Linked DNA regions of Homo sapiens: region 1 is linked to region 2. Evidence: read pairs that join two places in POLR2A ChIA-PET (ENCODE). Cell type or tissue: OCI-LY7. All regions are shown on one strand.

Region 1 (5,000 bases), 830 kb after region 2:
CAGGGACAGAGAAACAAATACTCTGTAATCTCACTTATATGTGGAATCTAGAAAAGTCAAAATCATAGAAGTAGAGAGTAGAATAGTGGTTACCAGAGGCAAGGGGCAGGGGATGGGAAGAGAGGTGGGAGAGTTGTAGGGCGTGGACAGGGAAAGGGAAGATGCTGATCAATGGGGTACAAAGTTAAGTTACTAGAAATAAGTTTTGGTGTTCTGTTACACTGCAAGGTGACTATAGTTATTATATTTCAAAATAGCTAAAAGAGATAATTTTAAATATCTCACTACAAAGAGATGGTAAATATTTGAGGTGATGGATATGCTAATTACTCTGATATGATCATTCCACAATGTATACATGTATTGAAATATCACCTTATACCCCATAAATATATACAATTATTATTTGCCAATTAAAATAAAACTAATAAAAATACAAAATGTAAAACTATATTTGTTAAAGCAACTAAATTAATCAGATAAACCATGATTAATACATACATTAAAATATGGCTAAATTAATGATAGTTGATTTTGTAAAAGTTATACATTAACAACTTCAAAAATCTTCTATTGTTAATTTTTTATTCTTTCATTGTTAGAAGTTAGGGGTAGTAGTGGATAAAAGGGAGAAATGGTAGGAAATATTTATTTATGGGTATATATGTATTTTTTTTTTAAAGGAGAGAAAAGAGAGAAATGACACTCCTTCAGAGTGTCATTTTAAAGGAATTTCATGTTGTTCTCAGTTGTAGTCTCCACACTACTCTATTTGTAGGGAAAACAATTCTAGTAGTTGTAATGTTTGTTTTCTTTGGGAAATTTACAAATTAGATTACGCTCAGCCAAACATGTTTCTCTGTTTGTGGATTTATACAATGGAAAAATGTTAACTTTAAGCTGGCATCTATGTGCTATCAGTAGTTTTATTAGTTGGCCCACCCATTGTCGGTGTGTGCACTCAGGGAATGCAAACTTATTTTAATTTTGGCTTAAATAAATAACGTTAAGAAAATAAATCTGTTATTTTTTTTAAAAAATCTGAAGCCAAGTATAAAGAAAAATTTGATTATTTATGATTTATGGAAAGCAGTACAGAAATCAAAAGGGTCCACAGTTAGAGTCCGGAGACCTGGGTTTGAATTCTGGCTTTGCTATTCATTTTTTATACATATTCAATTAGCCAAGTCACCCAATCTTTTCATCTGTTTCCTAATGTGTTAAAAAGTGACTGTAGTAATAGTAATAGCATTCTTTAAGGTTGTTAAGACTAAATTTAGCGTGTAAAAGCTTGTAAGTGGTAATACTTTTCAAATGTTAAGTTGATATTTTTAGATTTTGCCTTTTATTGCAGATATGAAGAATATACTATATAAGTAAGACTACATACATTTTATAGAATTGAGTTCAACAATTTTGATTTATCTGTATTTTTATGAGTTTTGGTCAAAAAAAGGAAAGTAAATTTGTTTTAGGTATTTCCTGGAATTCTATTTCCTCCCTATTAAGCATTTTATTTTATTTTATTTTATTTTATTTTATGTTATGTGTTGTGTTATGTTATGTTATGTTATGTTATGTTATGTTATGTTATGTTATGTTATGTTATGTTACTTTTTTGAGACAGAGTTTCATTCTTGTTGGCCAGGCTGGAGTGCAATGGCATGATCTCGGCTCACTGCAACCTCCACCTCCCAGGTTCAAGTGATTCTCCTGCCTCAGCCTCCCAAGTAGCTGGGATTACAGGCATATGCCACCACGCCCACCTAATTTTGTATTTTTAGTAGAGAGGTGGTTTCTCCATGTTGGTCAGGCTGGTGTCAAACTCCCTACCTCAGGTGATCTGCCCAACTTGGCCTCCCAAAGTGCTGGATTAAAGGAGTGAGCCACGGCGCCCAGCTCCCATAAGCATTTTAGAGATACTTTTCTTAACAGTAGAGTAGACTAATTGATATATATGTTACTTTATTTATATAGGTACAGTTTCAATCTTTTTCTAGGTTCTGATTGTCATAAAGCTTTTGATAAGAGGTTATCCAAGAGAAACTTTGTCTAAAGTATAGTATTATTGACTGGAGAAATAATCTCAAGACATGGTGAGAATTGTGACCTTCAGGAGTTTTTTCTAAGTTCTAAAAATCTCCAGTAATGCCTTAATTCAAAACAGGCCCAGACAATTTGACAATATGTACCAGAAGCATTTAAAACTGTCTTTGACCTAACAACACAATTGCTAGCCTGTTTCTTAATGAAAAAATTGGTAATTTACAAAATCATTTATGTACTGCCATTAAGAAAAACATACTTCTAAAGAATGATATACAAAAAAAGATAATGATTCAAGAAAACATTTATCACATATTAAGTAGAAAGACAATTTATACAAGCATGGTACAGTCCTAACTTTGGTTAAAATAATAAAAGACTGATTTAATATATACCAAAAGTGTGTTAACAATATTTTAATAATCTGAGATTGATAAAATTCCCGTGATTTTTATTTTCTTCTATAATTTCAAAATTTTGTAGAATGAACATGTATTACTTTTATAATCAGAAATATATATATAGTATGTTTGTGTCAAACTTCTTTCCAAACACTCTCATTCTAGTCTCAGCTATTATAGTAAAATATCATGGATTTATATATAACGTAAGCATAAGAAGTTGTAGGCAATATTCAGGTACACAAGAGAATATTACTTATGATTGAACTTATTGTGAATGCCTTTGACTATACCTTTTGGCTTTGCTGCTCTACAAACCTTCTCTATCTTTTGATGGTCTGTAATGTGCTGCTGATAGGAAGTTTTTAATTGAAGGATGAAAGGTGATCATATTGAAGGAACCTGAGGCTGTCTTAGCTAGGGCTTGTCTGGGCTAGACTGGCAAACTGGGCCAACTACTATGACGAAAGCAACATTGGAGGGTTAACCCCACTTTTTATGGGCACCAAATCTGTACTAGTTTAGAGCAAGTTCAAAGTCCTGAGTTAGTGAGGCATTGCATTTGTTTTCCCCTGAGACTGTGACCTCTTCCTCTTTCCATTTCCAGCTCTAAGCACAAAGTTTGGCACATGATAGATGCTTAGCAAACAGTATTGGAATTGAAATGGAAAGGAATTAGGAAATTATGCAGATTCTCAACATTAATTTTACTAAATAGACATTGCAATATTAAGCGAAGTGAATTATGCAGATACAGTCACAGGCAACGTCTATATGGATACAAGGGAAGTTCAATTGGAGCCATAATGATCTCTTACATTTCGACATCATAGGCTGTTCTCTGTGCTCCTCTATTTTGGCTGCTGGTGGTAATTGGAAGGCCCTCAGCACTTTCAGCATTTGGCATAGTGAGATGTAAGTTAAATAAGCACATTGGAAACGGATGAAAAATTGCAACATTAAGAGGAAAGTAATACATATTTTTGTAGGTGCATTTTAAGTAAAATGTATATAGTTGTTGTTGTTGTTTTTGAGACGGAGTCTCACTCTGTCGCCCAGGCTGGAGTGCAGTGGCACGGTCTCGGCTCACTGCAACCTCTGCCTCCTGAGTTCAAGCAATTCTCCTGCCTCAGCCTCCTTAGTAGCTGGAATTACAGGCGCCCACCACCAACTCCAGCTAATTTTTTGTATTTTTAGTAGAGACAGGGTTTCACCATATTGGCCAGGCTGATCTCAAACTCCTGATCTCAGGTAGTCCACCTGCCTTGGCCTCCCAAAGAACTGGGATTACAGGCGTGAGCCTGGCCAGTAAAATATATTTTTATCAATTAACCTCCCACCTCAGCTAGCCAGGAAAATCAGATTTTGTCCTTTTGCCTTCTGGGCTATTTGACAACGTATGCTGTTCCTCATGTTAATACCTTAACAGCTGTGCCAACAAGTCTGGTTTGAAAAAAAAGTAAGGGGCTTAATGGTGTGTCTCTGCAGCCTATCAACATCTCTGTGCATCAGTAGATTACTTGAGCCTTTCAAAACAGTTGTTCACCTCAGACATGTGGGTCAAACGTCACTGTAGTTAACATACTGAAGCTTGCTAATACGAATAAGAATTGGAATTATGACTTCTGAGCTCTCAATACCAAGGAAAGCAATGTTATGACAAACCCGTGTTTGTGTTGCTTCGTCACAGAATAACTCAGACACTACAATCAGTAGCTAGCACTCTCTCTGATCTGAATGGTATAGACATCTTCCTTTTACCTTATATTGCTCTGACTTTTCGGTAGGTTTTGTCTTGGAGCTCCACATAGCTTTTAATTCATTTCAGTTTAGCAAGCCTTTATTAAGTATTAAATTAGGTGCTGAGATTGCAAAGATGAATAAGACTTTGATGAATGAGGCGTGCAGTTCAGTGGGGAAGACATGAACAGATTATTATTTCAATATATATTAAACATATAGGTATGCACAGAGGAAAGTTAATTAGCCCAGCCTCAGGAAGCCAGGAAAGGGAAAACTTCATGGACAGTTTAACTGATAAACTGTGTCTTACATAATGGGCAAGAATATTTCTGGAAGAGAGAACAATAGGAACATTAGAAACGTGTTCACTCAGCAGGGGCAGGAGAAAAGAACTAGATAATGAGTAATGGAGAGCCCTATATGCCCTGAGGAGGTCTTTATTCTGCAGTCACTGAAGAGTTTGAAGCATTGAAGTAACATGGCTGGATTTTAATTTTAGGTAGATCACTCTAGGGGCACAGTAAAAAATAGTTTTAGTGAAACATAATTAGTAGTAGGAAAATCACTTCAAAAGGCTACGTAATGGGACCAATAAATGATGAGGGCCTAGGCTGGGACACCTAATCAGTGGTGGTAAGGATGGGAGAGGATAGGTGAGTCAAGAAGTGTTTTACGTGTTGACCTCCTCAGGACTTGAGAATGGGGAGTAGGAGGATGATCCTATTAAGTGAGATTACAAATATAGGAAGAAAAACTGTTTTGAGGCAAAGATGGTGCTTTAAGTTTTGGATATACGTTTGAGGTGCCTTT
Region 2 (5,000 bases):
TATTATGTGGCATGGTCTACTTTTTGTCTATCTGTTGATCTTGTTTAAGGGTTATTTCCATTACCATTCAGTTAACTTCAAGAAGGTATAGTAGCTGTATTATATTGGACAAGTCACTTACTGTATCTCTCAGAATCATGGAGTTTTTTTGTTTGTTTGTTCGTTTGTTTTAATTGAGACAGGGTCTTACCCTGTTGCTCAACCTGGAATGGAGTGGCTTGAAAACAGCTCACTACAGCCTTGACCTCCCGGGCTCAAGAAATCCTCCCACCTCAGCCTCCTGAGTAGCTGGGACTACAGGTGGACGTCATCATACTTGGCTACTTTTTAAAAGCATTTTTTGTGGAGATGGGGTCTTGCTATGTTGCCTAGGCTGATCTCAAATTCCTGGCCTCAGCAATCCTCCAGCTCAGCCTCCCAAAGTGGTAGGGTTACAGGCATGAGCCACAATGTGCCCAGCCCCCTTGAGGATCTTAAAATAAATGTATTCATTAAGGCTGAATATCAATAGTAGTATGCAGTATATAATGTACATGTAATGATGGATACTAAATACATATTGCAGTATTAAACCTGGAACATTCTTTTTTTAATTTTTTTGAGACAGAGTCTCGCTCTGTCACCCAGGCTGGAGTGCAATGGCACGATCTCGGCTCAAGCAATTCTCCTGCCTCAGCCTCATGAGTAGCTGGGATTACAGGCACATGCCACCACGCCCAGCTAAGTTTTGTATTTTTAGTAGAGATGGAGTTTCACTATGTTGGTCAGACTGGTCTTGAACTCTTGACCTCAAATGATCCACCTGCCTCGGCCTCCCGAAGTGCTGGGATTGCAGGCATGAGCCACTGCACCTGGCCTAAAGCTGGAACATTCTTAAAGTTGCCTTGAAAATATTAAAAGTCAATTGATAGCTTGGGTAATTATTTTTATTAAAATTTTCTTTCCTTTCTTTTTTTTTTTTTTGAGGTGGAGTCTCGCTCTGTCACCCAGGCTGGAGTGCAATGGTGTGATCTTGGCTCACTGCAACCTCCGCTTCCTGGGTTGAAGCAATTCTCATGCCTCAGCCTCCCTAGTGGCAGGGATTAGAGGCACCGGCCATCATGCCCGGCTAATTTATTTTGTATTTTTGTAGAGACGGGGTTTCACCATGTTGGCCAGGCTGGTCTTGAGCTCCTGACCTCAGGTGATCCATCCATCTCGGCTTCCAAAGTGCTAGGATTACAGGCGTGAGCCATTGTGCCTAGCCAAATTTTTTTTTTCTAATTTAAAAAATATCTTGAACCTGGCCTCAATTGATCCTCCCACCTCAGCCTCCCAAAGCACTGGAATTATAGGCGTGAGCTACTGCACTGATTTTTCAAATATTAGTAAAAACCAACAGAACATTCATAGGAAATAAAGGGGGGGGGTGTCCAGTGGGTGGATGGGATTAGTTTACCAGTTTTTCTAGAATAATATATACAAAGGTGCATGTAAACAAATAAGATGCTTGGTAAATCACCCATGATATGTTGCTTTCTGAGTATAAATTATTTGAGTGATCTGAGAGGATGGTAAGGTAGGCAGAGCCAGATATTGATTTTCTAAAAGGTCCATAATAAAGAAATTGTACTTCATTCTGCAGACAGTAGGGAGGCACTGCAAATTTAGAAACTGTGAAGGATCGTAGTCAGATAGGTGACATCTTTGGAAAGATGCATCTGACAGCAGTATGGTGTGGAGGGGAAACAGCCAGAGCTAGAGTTGGGAGATGACTGCATCAGCCTCTGAAAGACAAGAGGGAGACCCAGTGGTAACGGATGGATTTAATCATATTTGGTGAAGGACTGGATAGGAGGGATGAGGAAGAGAAACTAGGTGATGATTCCCAGATTCCAAGTTTGTGTGTCCAATTGGGGAACGTTAGTATTAGTTGGGGTTTGTTGCTATTTTTAAAGGGAGGATGGTGGCCGGGTGCAGTGGCTCATGCTGGTAATCCCAGCACTTTGGGAGGCTGAGGCGGGTGGATCACTTGAGGTCAGGAGTTTGAGACCAGCCTGGCCAACATGGTGAAACCCCGTCTCTACTAAAAATACAAAAATTAGCCGGGAGTGGTGGTGCACGCCTGTAGTCCCAGCTACTTGGGAGGCTGAGGCACGAGAATCGCTTGAACCCAGGAGGTGGAGGTTGCAGTGAGCCGAGATTGCACCACTGCACTCCAGCCTGGGTGACAGAGCAAGACTCTCTACAATATATATATGGAAAGCTTTTTTTTCCCTCTCAAAATTTGGATAAGGAAGAAATACATAGGTAAATACACATATATTATCATGTGATTCAATTTTTTAAAAAAGGATATTCAAAACTGAAAAAAAAACAGTTATTTTAATTTGTTGTTGAAAATAAGTAGTAAGAAACTAAATAAAGGCTGGGCATGGTGGCTCACACCTGTAATCCCAGCACATTGGGAGGCCGAGGCAGGAGGATCACTTGAGGTCAGGAGTTCAAGACCAGCCTAGCCAACATGGTGAAACCCTGTCTTTTCTAAAAATACAAAAATTAGCCAGGCATGTTGGCATGCACCTGTAATCCCAGCTACCCGAGAGGCTGAGGCAGGAGAATCTCTTGAACCCAGGAGGTGGAGAATGCAGTGAGCCGAGATTGCACCACTGCACTCTAGCCTGGGCAACAGAACAAGACTCCATCTCAAAAAAAAAAAAAAAAAAAAAAAAGAAAAAAGAAAGAAAGAAAGAAAAAAAAAGAAAAAAAAAAGAAAAAAGAAACTGGCTGGGCACGGCAGCTCACGCCTATAATCCCAGCACTTTGGGAGGCCGAGGCAGGCAGATCACGAACGAGGTTAGGAGTTTGAGACCAGCCTGGCCAACATAGTGAAACCCCGTTGCTACTAAAAATACAAAAATTAGCCACGCATGGTGGCACGCACCTGTAGTCCCAGCTACTCAGGAGGCTGAGGCAAGAGAATTGCTTGAACCTGGGAGGCGGAGGTTGCAGTGAGCTGAGACTGTGCCATTGCACTCCAGCCTGGGTGACAGAGTGAGACTCCCATCTCAAAAAAAATAATAATAATAAAAAAGAAACTAAATAAAGGTTTGAGCACTGGACTTGGCTTCAAATATTCTGTCTTTGGCCAGTCTCTAGTTATGAGTTAAACAACGTTTCAGTAAAGGGGAAAAAAGGTGATTTTTGTTGTAAGGTTAGCAAAAGAATAAGAAATGGACTGCTTGTAGCAAAATCTATACTTTGTACACATTTATAAATCTGTATTACTGAAGTGTGTACATCTTGGTTAGAAGTTACATTTCTCATAGTTAATAAGGTACTTAGGTATATTTGTTTATTTAGTTTGTTTAAATTAAGTAACCTAGTGCCTATAGTGCCAGCTACTTGGGAGGCTGAGGCAGGAGGATTGCTTGAGCCCAGGAGTTTGAGGCTGCACTGAGCTATGATTGCATCACTGCACTTTAGCCTAGGTTGACAGAGTGAGATCTTGTCTCTAAAAAAAAGGAAAAGAAAATAAATTAAGTAACCTAAGTTATATCTTTGGTTAAGGATATTTAAAATACAAATGTTTTGAATTTAGAAGCTAGATATTTGACTCTACTTGAATGTAGAAACTAGAAGTTATTATGTAATGGTTTCCATGTGAATTTATTTATTTATTTATTTAGTGTAGAGATGGGGTCTTGTTATGTTGCCCAGGCTGGTCTTGAACTCCTGGCCTCAAGCAAGCCTCCCACCTCTGTCTCTCAAAGTGCTGAGATTACCAGCGTGAGCCACTGTACCCCTGAAATAATTTCTTATGTATCTTCAAATGGACCACATTGTTTTTCATAGCTCTAAAGTGTTTCTTTGTTAAATTAGAAGAAATTATACTTATGAAGAACCACGTGTAATGGCAAATAAATAAATAAGCAAATGGAAAAAAGGGCTCTTGGGTTGTGTTTCAATTACTTCTGTAATATTGAATTTAATGGTGTTTTAAAAAATTAATCTTTAAAATGGATCCACAGTATGGATGTTCCTAAAGAAATTAGAAACAGAACTACCCAGACTACGGTGGCTCATGCCTGTAATCCCAGCACTTTTGGAGGCCGAGGTGGGAAGACTGCTTGAGCCCAGGAGTTTGAGACCAGTCTAGACAACATGGCAAACTCCGTCTCTACAAAAAATACAAAAATTAGCCAGGCATGTGGTGCGCACCTGTAGTTCTAGCCACTTGGGAGGCTTATGTGGGAGGGAGAATTGCTTGAGCCCCAGAGGTCAAGGCTGCAGTGAGCCAAGATTGTGCTACTGCACTCCAGCCTGGGCGACAAAGTGAGACCCTGTCTCAAAAAAAAAGAAAGAAAAAGAAAAAGAAAAAAACCCCCTCAAAACCACAGAACTATCATATAAACTGGGAATCTCCCTTCTGGGTGTATACTCAAAGGAGATGAAACCACCTCCTCGTAAAGATATCTGCACTCCCATGTTCTTTGCAGCATTAGTCACAATAGCCAAGATGTGGAGACAACCTGTGTCCATAGACAGTTGAATGAATAAAGAAAATGTAGCACGTGCGTGCACACACACACACACACACACACACACACACACTGGAGTATTATTTTATTTTTTTGAGAAGGAATTTCACTCTGATTGCCCAGGCTGGAGTGCAATGGTGCGATCTCAGCTCACTGTAGCCTCCGCCTCCCGGGTTCAAGCGATTCTCGAGCCGCAGCCTCCCGAGTAGCTGGGATTACAGGCATGTGCCACTGTGCCCGGCTAAGTTTGTATTTTTAGTAGAGATGGGGTTTCACCATGTTAGCCAGGTGGTCTCGAACTTCTGACCTCAGGTGATCTGCCGACTTCGGCCTCCCAGAGTGCTGGGATTACAAGCGTGAGCCACCGCACCCAGCCTGGAGTATTATTTAGCATTAAAAAAGGAGGAAATCCTGCTATTTGTAGGATGGACCTGGAGGACGTTATGCTAAGTGAAATCAGCCAGACATAGAAATAAAAAT

What was found. Peaks named below come from ENCODE experiments on the same cell type or tissue, not always from the same donor. Only the 100,000 strongest peaks of a DNase experiment are listed, where the experiment ranks them.
Region 1: POLR2A ChIA-PET joins it to region 2 with 5 read pairs; 2 of 35 experiments call an interaction of 5 or more read pairs at or near these places.

The regions. Positions count from the first base shown.
Region 1 is chr6:109,114,575-109,119,574 of GRCh38, forward strand. All of the region lies in intron 1 of CEP57L1 (centrosomal protein 57 like 1), which reads left to right. Among named protein-coding and RNA genes, the nearest start is that of CEP57L1, 22 kb to the left of the region's middle. In OCI-LY7, no CTCF peak of the experiment used is centred here; a DNase peak (open chromatin) is centred at 3,007; H3K4me3 peaks cover 825 bases.
Region 2 is chr6:108,282,139-108,287,138 of GRCh38, forward strand. No RefSeq gene overlaps it. Among named protein-coding and RNA genes, the nearest start is that of AFG1L, 10 kb to the right of the region's middle. RefSeq lists silencers at 156-330, 2,796-2,865 and an enhancer at 4,435-4,534. In OCI-LY7, no CTCF peak of the experiment used is centred here; a DNase peak (open chromatin) is centred at 2,825; H3K27ac peaks cover 451 bases.